Regions from separate parts of the Homo sapiens genome. Here region 2 is linked to region 1. A link is a loop called in an ENCODE intact Hi-C map of the cell type or tissue named here. Cell type or tissue: Caco-2. All regions are shown on one strand. Links, peaks and the distances in the headings refer to the core of each region. The heading gives the core; the rest is flanking DNA. Region 1 has its middle 12 kb from the start of LINC01581. Region 2 overlaps LINC01580 (long intergenic non-protein coding RNA 1580).

The links. Hi-C counts contacts between places; a loop is a spot of excess contacts. Peaks named below come from ENCODE experiments on the same cell type or tissue, not always from the same donor. Only the 100,000 strongest peaks of a DNase experiment are listed, where the experiment ranks them.
Region 2: it touches region 1 in a loop (8-fold over the local background); 3 of 110 quality-filtered maps call a loop at or near these places.

What each region holds. Positions count from the first base shown.
Region 1 is chr15:94,117,098-94,122,491 of GRCh38, forward strand. No RefSeq gene overlaps it. Among named protein-coding and RNA genes, the nearest start is that of LINC01581, 12 kb to the left of the region's middle. In Caco-2, for the core only: a CTCF peak has its summit at 2,980 (motif pointing left); DNase peaks (open chromatin) are centred at 2,524 and 2,984.
Region 2 is chr15:93,972,421-93,977,814 of GRCh38, forward strand. The region is part of intron 2 of LINC01580 (long intergenic non-protein coding RNA 1580); the gene reads left to right. LINC01581 (long intergenic non-protein coding RNA 1581) reads right to left here. Exons shown (of 9, transcript NR_120320.1): 5 at 2,576-2,986. Among named protein-coding and RNA genes, the nearest start is that of LINC01580, 74 kb to the left of the region's middle. In Caco-2, for the core only: a CTCF peak has its summit at 2,878 (motif pointing left); a DNase peak (open chromatin) is centred at 2,871.

The sequences.
Region 1 (5,394 bases), core at 153-5,152:
ATATTGCTATGTTGCCCAAGCTGGTCTTGAACTCCTCCTGCCTTGGCCTCTCAAAGCACTGGGATTACAGGTGTGAGCCACCATGCCCAGCTTGGTTCTATCTTTAGAACCAGATCAACTACCGACAAATCTAACTTGGAAAGAAAATCTACCATACAAATATAACACACACGTATATATTCAGCAGTGCGCATAAAAAAACAGCGACTAAACATAGATGATGTAGATGAAGTCTTTACTTATTGAAATTGACTCAAACGAGATAGAGATCTAAGTAGCATTTCTCAATCCTGGCTGCACATTAGAATTATGGAAGTAGGAGGAGGTTGGTTTAAAAATAAAAGCTTAACCAAACTAAACTAATGTACGCACATACCCCCAGATATTCTAATTTAACTGTTTATGTTGAGCTTCAGCATAAGGATTTTCGAAAGAAATCTCTAAGTGACTGCAATATGCCCCAAAACTTAAGATGATTTCTATAAGAAATTTCTTAAAGAAATTAAGAAAGCTGTCTAAGAGCTTTATATCCTAAAAAGCACCAGGCCCACTGATACAAATTCCTTTCACATTATTAAAGAAAAGGTTATGCTGATGCCATTTTAAATGTTTCATTGCAAAAGAAAAACATCCAAAATCATATTTGTAAGGCCAGCATAATAATCATACCAAATCATAGAAGGTCTGCATAAAAACTGAAGAAATAAAACTTGGTACAGTCTCACATCCTATCAAAGAATTGAGCAGAGCATTATAAGAAAAATATGCTACAGTGAAGAAAAGTTTGTACCAAGATGCAAGAATAGATTCTCAATAGGAAATCTATTAAAAGAACTCACCATATTGAAAGTTCAAGAAAAAGTCATAAATATCTCAACAGACATCAAGATGGCATTTAATGAGTTGATGGCCATGCACAATTTAAAATCAAATTAATCATTTTACTATGCAGCCATAAAAAATGATGAGTTCATGTCCTTTGCAGGGACATGGATGAAATTGGAAATCATCATTCTCAGCAAACTCTCGCAAGAACAAAAAACCAAACACCGCATATTCTCACTCATAGGTGGGAATTGAACAATGAGATCACATGGACACAGGAAGGGGAACATCACACTCTGGGGACTGTGGTGGGGTGGGGGGAGGGGGGAGGGATAGCATTGGAGATATACCTAATGCTAGATGACGAGTTAGTGGGTGCAGCGCACCAGCATGGCACATGTATACCTATGTAACTAACCTGCACATTGTGCACATGTACCCTAAAACTTAAACTATAATAATAATAAAAAAAGAAAAAAAAACAATAACAATCACTTTAAGCATAAAAAAATAAAGTTTTGTTTAAAATTAAAAAATTAATCATTTTATTTCAATAGATAGGTGAACACTTGCTCAACATGTTAAAAATATTATACATATTAAACCAAAGCCAGCCTTATGCTTAATTGTGAAATACCAGAAATATTTACATTAAAGGTACAAACTAGGTGAGGATTTCATCTAATACTACCGGTAAATGGTGGGGCTCCAATGTGAACACAGATCTGTTCTGTCTATTGTGGATAATGATTTCCAAGAAGAATCAAATCAATACATCAATCAATTCATCAATGATACTATTTTGTGAAAAGATAAATTAAAAACCAGTATTATATGTCTTTGTAACAAAACCCCAAAACCATGAAAACTTAGATTTGCATATTTATCTCATATTGATGTGTTTTTATATACACAGAAAAAAGTCTGAAAAATCACACACAAAGTTTTTACCATGATGAGAGAGAGGGGGAGCATTGCAAGGGAATATTAATTACTTTTTATTGTTTATAAAGTGTTTATATATTCTTTGAGGTCCCCCCACTTCCTGTCCCCAAGGGATGTGTATTACTTTCATAATCAGGAAAAATGACAAATTTCCAATATAGACAAAAAATTAAATGAGTCACATAGAAATATTAAGGCAATTATTACTTATGAAAATATTCCTATGGCACAAGTAGAAGCATGATTCCCCCACCAGTAAAGCCAAGAAAAATAATCTAAGGAGATGTTTTAATACTATTTAAAAATTCAAATAGTGGATACTTCTTTTGCAGACTCCTTTGAATAAAACAATACTTTCATCGAAATCTGTGTTCTCTTACGTTGATACGTTGATGAGTGTTTGAGAGATTATTTAAACGTTCTTTTCCCGGGAGAAAACCAAAGGCAAACTGTTGCCGTCCCGGCCCCCAGTCATCCCCTTCTGACCCCCTCCAGCCCAACTTCTGGTCTTCCTAACTCTTCCAGGAACACAGAAGCTGCTAGCTGGCAGGCCGAGGTTGAATTTGGCTCACAGTTGTATTTTGTTTGTCCTGCTGTAAATTACTGGTGTTAGTTGCCAATATTGGAGATTTGGGAAACTCCACAAGAAAATATCCAGTCTTCTTAAAAATCTGGAGACTCTGGTAGGGCTGACCCATAGTCTTGCCTGGGAATGGTCAGAGCCCCGGGCAAGTGCTGCTGGCTGCTTTACAGGAGGCCTCCAGCTCCTGGTGTCCTTGGTCCCCTGAAGGACTGCACCCTAGGGGAATGGATTTGTGCCTTACAAATCGTTACAAACCTTACAAACCTTTCAAAGCCTGCATCTAGCCCTCATCTGAAGTCATTAACCATTGACAAAGATGGATTGTGTCATCCTATTCGTGGAAATTTTTCATTTTATGAGAAAGCAAACCTATAAAAACATTTCTGCTCACATTTCAGGTACTAACCTGTCAAGAGATATACTGTTTTACCTGAAACAACACAAATCCCATAGTGGATGTGATCTTTTAAACAGTCACCTTTAGAAAATTCTGAGAAAGTAAAGCTTGCTTTTAAATCAAGTTGGGTTATAAGGCTTTTTCAATTAGAAAAACAGTCTAAGTAGTTTTTGGAGCCTTCTAGTCAACTCAGAACACCGTGCAATGCTGTCACCTTGTGGCTAAGTCCATGAAATAGCCCCAGCACCATTTCATGAAATCATGTTGCCATCTTGTGGGCTATTCTAAGACAGCATGACGTGTACTAAAGAGCTCAAAGGCCCGGAACTTAACTTGACTATGGAAATAGCCACCAAACGGTTCACAAGTGACACTAACAGTGGCTAATTATCTGTGGATAGCTGCAACATTACCAGTTCAATGTCTATGACGCCATAGAATCTTGGTGCTACAAACAAATGCAGATTTGTACCCAAGAGAGTTGAGAACCAGTTATCTTCGAGAATAAGAGAACGCAATCATGCATCTGAAATGGTTTGGATTAATGATTCTCGACTGTTTTTTGCTGGCTGCTTCAGAATCAACGGAGGTGCTTGTCAGAAACCCATGTCTTGGATTCCAGCTCAGAAACTCTGATTAAGTGTGTCTTGGGCTGATCTCCAATATCTGTATTTTTAAGAACCCATTTGGTGACTTGGTGAGCACTCTGATTCATGAACCTGGGTAACATGCCAGCTAGTGGCACTAGATTACATTCATCTGTGTGTTCAAAATTTGCTGAGTGTTTAGGTGCAGTGTGCTGAGTTAGTTTTGATTTCAAATTAAAGAGCCCTCATTGCTTCAAGATGTGCACTCTTAAATGAGGAGATACAAGCATGCAATTAAAGTAAGAAAGGCAATTTAGATTATGCGAGAGCGTCCAAAGGGTAGCAGAAGAGGGATCCCCACAAGTTTTCTCCAGTGAGAACACAGTGGCTTTCAAGGAACGTACTGTTGACCCTTGACAACACGGGTTTGAATTACATGGATCCACTTATCGGTGGATTTTTTTTTCACCTCTGCCACTCCTGAGACAATAAAACCAACCCCTCCTCTTCTTCCTTCTCCTCAGCCTACTCAATATGAAAATGAAGAGGATAATTTTTATAATGATCTACATCCACTTCCACTTAATGAACAGCAAATATATTTTCTCTTCCTTATGATTGTCTTAATAACATTTTTTTCTCTAACATACTTCATTGTAAGAATACAGTATGTAACACATACACAAAATATTTGTTAATCAACTGTATGTTATTGGTAAGGCTTTTGGTCAACAGTAGACTATTAGTATTTACATTTTTGAGGAATCAAAAATTATATGCAGATTTTCAACTGCAAGGGGTTTGGTGCCTCTAAACCCCTGCATCGTTCAAGAGTCAACTGTGTATAAAGAAAGATCCAGGTACTTGCAAGGCAGACATGTGGGAGTGGAAGGCAAATATCATTCTAAGTAAAGAAAATAAATGCAACATGGTACCAAGGCATGCAGGAGCATGCCATTTCTGAGAATCTATAAGGACTACTATGTTTTTGGCAAACAATAATGGAAACGACCCAAAGGAGCAAGGAACCACATCCATAGGCTTGTAGACCTTGCCAAAAAGTGGACATTTCATCATGTAAAGGAGCCACAGGGCATTTGCACAGAGAGAGACAATATCCAACTTGTGTTTACAATAAGTAAACACAATAATGTTTGTGTTTGGACTATTGGACATCGCTTTATTTTGCTTTGCAGATATTGTGTGTATGTGTGTGTGTGTTTTACAAATTAAAGGTTTGTTGGAACCCTGTATTGAGAAAGTTCATTGGCACCATTTTCTAACAGCATTTGCCCACTTCATGTCTTTGTGTCACATTTTGGCAATTCTCACAATATTTCAACCTACTTCATTATAATTGTATTCATTATGGTGATCTATGATCACTGACTTTTGATGTTACTATTGCAGTTGTTTTGAGATGCCACAAGCCATGCCCATAGAAGACAGCAAAGGTGATTGATGAATGGTGTGCATATTATGATGGGGGTTGTTGCCCCCTCTGTCTCCTTCTCCCCAGGCCTCCTACTTCCTTGAGACATAACAATATTGGAATTAGGCCAATTAAGTGTTTGAGGGAAAGGAAGAGTACTACATCTCTCACTATTTTCTTTTTAAGTTCTGGGGTACATGTGCAGGATGTGCAGGTTTGTTACATAGGTAAACGTGTTCCATGGTGGTTTGCTGCACCCATCAACCCATCACCTAGGTATTAAGCCGGGCATCCATTAGCTCTTTTTCTAATGCCATCCCCACCCCCTGCCCTCCCCTGACAGCCCCCAGTAAGTGTTGTTCCCCTCTCTGTGTCCATGTGTTCTCATTGCTCAGCTCCCTCTTATAAGTGAGAACATGTTGTGTTTGGTTTTCTGTTCCTGTGTTAGTTTGCTGAGGATAACAGCTTCCAGCTTCATCCATGTCCCAGTAAAGGACATGATCTTGTTCCTTTTCATGGCTGCATATTTTTCCATGAATTGATTAAGCTTACTAAGGAAGGCATGTCAAAAGCAGAGGTAGGCCAAAGGCTAGGTCTCTTGTATCGGTTAGCCAAGTTGTGAATG
Region 2 (5,394 bases), core at 188-5,187, 140 kb before region 1:
TAGGGCTGTTCTTTATTAGTTTCAATTTTAATCTAAACTGTGTTAAACAATCCCACTGCTAAATCCTTAGGTTCGTCTATGCTTTTTTTCCCTAGGACACATTGCATTAAGTGAAAATTGCCAAGGAAAAAGCTATGTAAATCTTTAAGGGTTGTCGTAAGTGTTGTTAGTTGCCCTCCAGAAATGTATCTAGACTGTCAGGTCACTCTCTTACATTGGATAGCAATGTCATCCATAGCAACTGGGTATCCTCTCAGTGCCTGTGTGCCCTGCATATTTTAAGGCCTGAACAACAAATTAATCTTTACTATTGAATAAGTAGAGAATCTCATTGTTTTTCTTCAAATATGGGAGTTTTATTTTAGTTTTGTATTTTTACCTTAACCAATGGTTGTGAAAGATTCTTTCTATGTAAGGAATTTCAGCCTTCTGGAAAGAATGTCCCCAGGAATACTACATGTGTTTTCATAGGTTGTTAGTGACCTAACTGCTTTAGAGATAGTATAAGATCCTAGACTTAACAGGAGAAACACAAAACTAAAAGAAATAATGATATAGAACTCCTATTACTAATACCACTACTTAGAATACAACTGTCATTTCTCTGGTCTAACAGTGAAGAAAATTTTTAAGTCAAAAGTTTTTTTTTTTTCTTACAATTTATTTCTCTAAAAAATGTTTTACCCCAGTTATTTGCTCTTTTTTCCATATGCATTTATCATGTTCCATTTATAGGTATGTGATGGTTTTTAAATTTCTTTCTCCTATGAGACTTAAGAAAAAAATTTAATTCTATGAAATTCTATTTTAATGTGTCAGTTACTATATTGGGGAATTATTAAATCTTCATCTATCAATCTTTGGAAGAAAACTAGATTTCTGGGCGTATACTGGATTTTCCAGACAGATTTTTTGTGTTCTCATTGTAACCCTGTTTATTTTCCTCTGGTTGGAAAGGCCATGAGTGTCTCTCTTAATTTACAATGTTGAGTTCCTTTGCTCTCCCCTGGGTCTCATTTCTCCCAAACAATTCCTTCAGCTGCACATCATTGAGCAAGAGGGACACCATGGATAATGGAAAGATCTACGGCAAGGCTGGCTGTCTGCCCTGTCTAAGGAGGACGTACTGGACCATCCTGCTCTGCACATCCAGATGTGTCCATGAATACATCCATAAAACGATGGCCTGTGGAATCCTATAGGAAAATGATCCAGAGCCTGGGCGGTCAGAAGGAACAAACACTTGATTTACAAAATAAATCTTCTATGTTTATGTTTTAAAGACACACAGAGGAAAAACATTTTTAAATTCATGATTTCCCCCCCCAGATTTTAACTATTGTAATCTCTTTCTTTCCTGAGCCTTAGGCATCTTCATTATAAACCAAAAGATATAACTTGAGATTTTCCCAGGGTTTATATACTCGTTAGAGTTGGAAACATGAAAATGGCAATTTGGGATGTCTCTTTGGAGTCAAAAACCTTATAAAAATATAATGTACTTTCTCTCTCTCTTCATTTCCTCATTTTTCTGGTCAAAGCTAGAAGAGTAAGATGTCTTTGAAACTATTAAGATAATTTTTAAGACATGGTATAATTGTGAATTTTATATAGATATAAAATGAACAGGTATCAAAGACTTTATTAGCTTATTAATTAATAAGAGAACGGGTAAATGTTATAATTGGTATAAAAAGCAGAGGCATATGTAGGAAATTAGGAATCTGAAATGAATTTACAAATTGATGGTCTATCCATGAGGCAATAATTGGTTGCATTCCACCAGTCACAATTGATTTGCATTTCTATGAACAAGAGATGGATGAGCTAGACAGGATAGTCACTCACTTTTTGTTCTGAGCCCATTTCAAAGTCTCAGTTGTTTTCCTTACTAAAACATCTATCTCTAATATCCCATTATATGTATTAATATCCCATTATATATTATATTTTATAATATATAATGTATCCCATTATAATATATATTTTTTATAATATATAATATATATCCCATTATCCCATATATATTCCCATATATATTATATAATATAAAATATATCCTATTATAATATATATTATATATTTTATATATAAGTGATTTCCAAATGAGTTCTATATATATTATAAATTAATATCCCATTATATATACATTTGCATAAATATATGTAATGGGATATTAATTTTTAATATACATAGAACCCCTTTGGAAATCCCTTTCCACAATTACAAGCAATAGATATTTTGGCAGAGTTTTAGTTATGGGGTGATTAGATTTTCTAGCATGTTGAGATTTAGTGGGTCTTAATTTACCCAAAGTCATTTAACCAAAGTAAAATTGAGATTCAAACCCAGATAGATTCTGATTTTAAAAAGCCATGTTTCTGTCTCCTCCCCCTCAAAAAAATGGGTGAAAAAATGGTGGCTCAGGGTCAGATACAAGCTTTTCACTTGTAAGGGTAAAATAATTAAGTCATAAATGATTAGAGCTAAATAAACCTCTCTTAACCAATATCTTCCTGAGAAGCACAATAGTTGACAATAAAGCCGAGAAGCACTGGGAAGCTGAGATGCAGACCTGCACTCTCTCTGTTCGGGCTTCCCCTTGCCTTCTCAGTTATTTCCTTGGCGCCTCTAAGGATCCCCAGAAAACTGTTTCAAATCCTTGAGTTCATCCAGTCTTATCAAAGACTCATCTCTGCATTAGAACTGTTATTTTCTTATTCCAAACCCGGTGCTCATCTATGTTGTCTTTACTGAAAATAAGGGTTAGTCTTGAACTAGTATTTAAATTTAAAGTCCAATGTCTGAACCAGGCAGCCATCAGATCTGATTTAGGGAACACCTGCCCTCTTGTGGTTCTCTGAGCTCATCTGTCTGGAGTTAAGGAAACCTTTTCCAGCTTTCGTTGTGGAGACTCTTCCCGGAGGAGACCATCTTGAAAGAGCTTTATGGAAGAAAGCCAGCCTAAAGTCCCAGTCCAATTTGCCTAGAGATGAAGGCAAGAGGTGGTAAATAGGGTGAGTAAGAGGGTCTTTAATCCAGGAATAAAGATGTAATTGTCAAGATAGAACATCTCTTTGCCTCCTTTATCAATCTGCTGCTGAGTCCTTGGAGTTTGCCACTAATCAGGTATAGCTTTGAAAATGTAAAAGAGTTTTTCAGATACTCCCAAACACATTAGCAGTTGCAAGAGTATCAGTTGGAATGGACTAAGGTATGCTGAAAAATCATACCACCCCCAAATCTCAGTGAATTATACAACAAAATTTAATTCTGAATTATTCTAGGTATTTATTTTAGTCAGGGTTCTCCAGAGAAACAGAGAAAAATAGGATAGATAGATGATAGATTAGATAAATATGTACATACATATATAGATACATAGATTCATAGATGCATACATACATAGAAAGATATAAGAGATTTATTATGAGAATAGGCTCACGTGGTTATGGAAGCTGAGAAGTCTTAAAATATGCCATCTGCAAGCTAGAGAGTCAGTGAAATAGTTTGGATACTTGTCCCCACTCAAATCTCATGTTGAATTGTAATCCCCGATGTTGGAGGTGGGGCTTGGTGGGAGGTGTTCGGGTCATGGGGGTAGATTTCTCATGAATGATTTAGCACCATCCTCTTGGTGCTGCCTTCATGATAGTGAGTGAGTTCTAATGAGATCTGGTTATTTAAGAGTATGTGGCACATTCCTCTCTCTCTTGCTTGCTCCTGCTTCACCTTGTGAAGTGCTTGCACCCACTTCACTTTCTGCCATGATTGTAAGCTTCCTGAGGCCTCCCCAGAAGCTGATGCTGAAGCTATGCTTCCTGTACAGCCTATAGAGCCATAAGCCAATTAAACCTCTTTTCTTTGTAAACTACTGAGCCTCAGGTATTTCTTTATGGCAATGCAAGGGTGGCCTAATACAGCCAGAAAAGCTAGTAGTATAATTAAGTCCTATTCCAAGGGTCCAAAAACCAGGGAAATCAATGGTATAATTCTCATTCTGTGGCCAAAGGTCTGAGAACAGGGACAGTAGGGAGAATGGTTTGAGTCCTGATGTTCAAAGAAGCTCTGATGTCCAAGTACAGGAGAAGATAGAAGACCCAAGGGGAGAGCGCAAATTCACCCTTTCTTTATCTTTTTGTTCTATTCTGGCCATGAATGGATTGGATGGTGCTCACATTGGGGAAGGCAATCTTCTTTACTCATCCTATTGATTCAAATGCCAGTCTCTCCTGGAAACACACTCACAGATACACCCAGTAATAATGTTTTACCAGCTATGTGGGCATCCCTTAGCCCAGTCAAGCTGACACATAAAATTAACTATCATGACGTCCGATGAAGATTGTCAGAGGAGCTTGGCTCACTCACCATGGTCCCTCTATCATGTGCACTTCATTACAACATGCACTTTCACTATTCCCACAGCAGTAGGAAGAAAATGTGGGTCTTAAAAGTTTAGTTCATACGTGATGCACATCACTTTAGTCCTTTTATTAGCCAAGTCAAATCACATGGCTGTACGTAGCTTCAAAGAAGCAAACAAGCTTTGTCCCACCGTGTTCCCAGGAGAACGAGAACATCTACCAACAGCATCAAGATCACCATACCAGGATGAGACTCAGTACAGTAGAACACTGAATTTTCAGGGTATAAAAGTATATACTTTTCTAAGTGTATTAAGCCTTGTGGCTCATCATTCTTCTTTATGCATACATTACTCTTTGTCCCTAATGTTCTTCCCTCTCTCAATATCTCTCATTGTCCTACAGACTCCCTCCTTTATGGCTCCAGTACCATCGAATCCCCTTAGTTAGTCCTGGCCACCTCTTATTGGAATTACTTTACAAGACACTTTACAGTGTCTTTATCTGTTGGCACTGCCTGACTAGGAGATCATTGCCCAGGCTAGGGGCTGCCTGCTGCTCTCTCCCACCCACAAATTAGGACCTATTGGCACTAAAAGCTTTGAGCCTGGCTTTGCATTGCCCTTGGAACATTCACATTTGAATTATTTTTTCAACCCAAGAGAGAAGTCACCCCAGACCCTCAAATGCCCCAACTTCTTTTATTTTACCACTGTCTAGTGTTTAGAACTCTGAATGCCTTATAGCCACATATTTAGCTATGATACTATAGAGCTTTATCCTTCTAACTCCCAGGGCTGGTAAATTATATAGCCTTTTACATAAAAAGAAAATACAGTTGACTAACCTGTTGGATTGGTGATAAACTCTGGAGGGGTGGGGAGAAAAGAGTGTCTACTTGACTGATAACCTCAACACATTTTCCTGTTTTCCTTCAACCTACTGCTTCCTCCTGCCCTCTTTCACAGTATGTGGGTCACACACAAAAAACATTATTGCACGGATGGGAGAGTCATGGAGAGGAGAC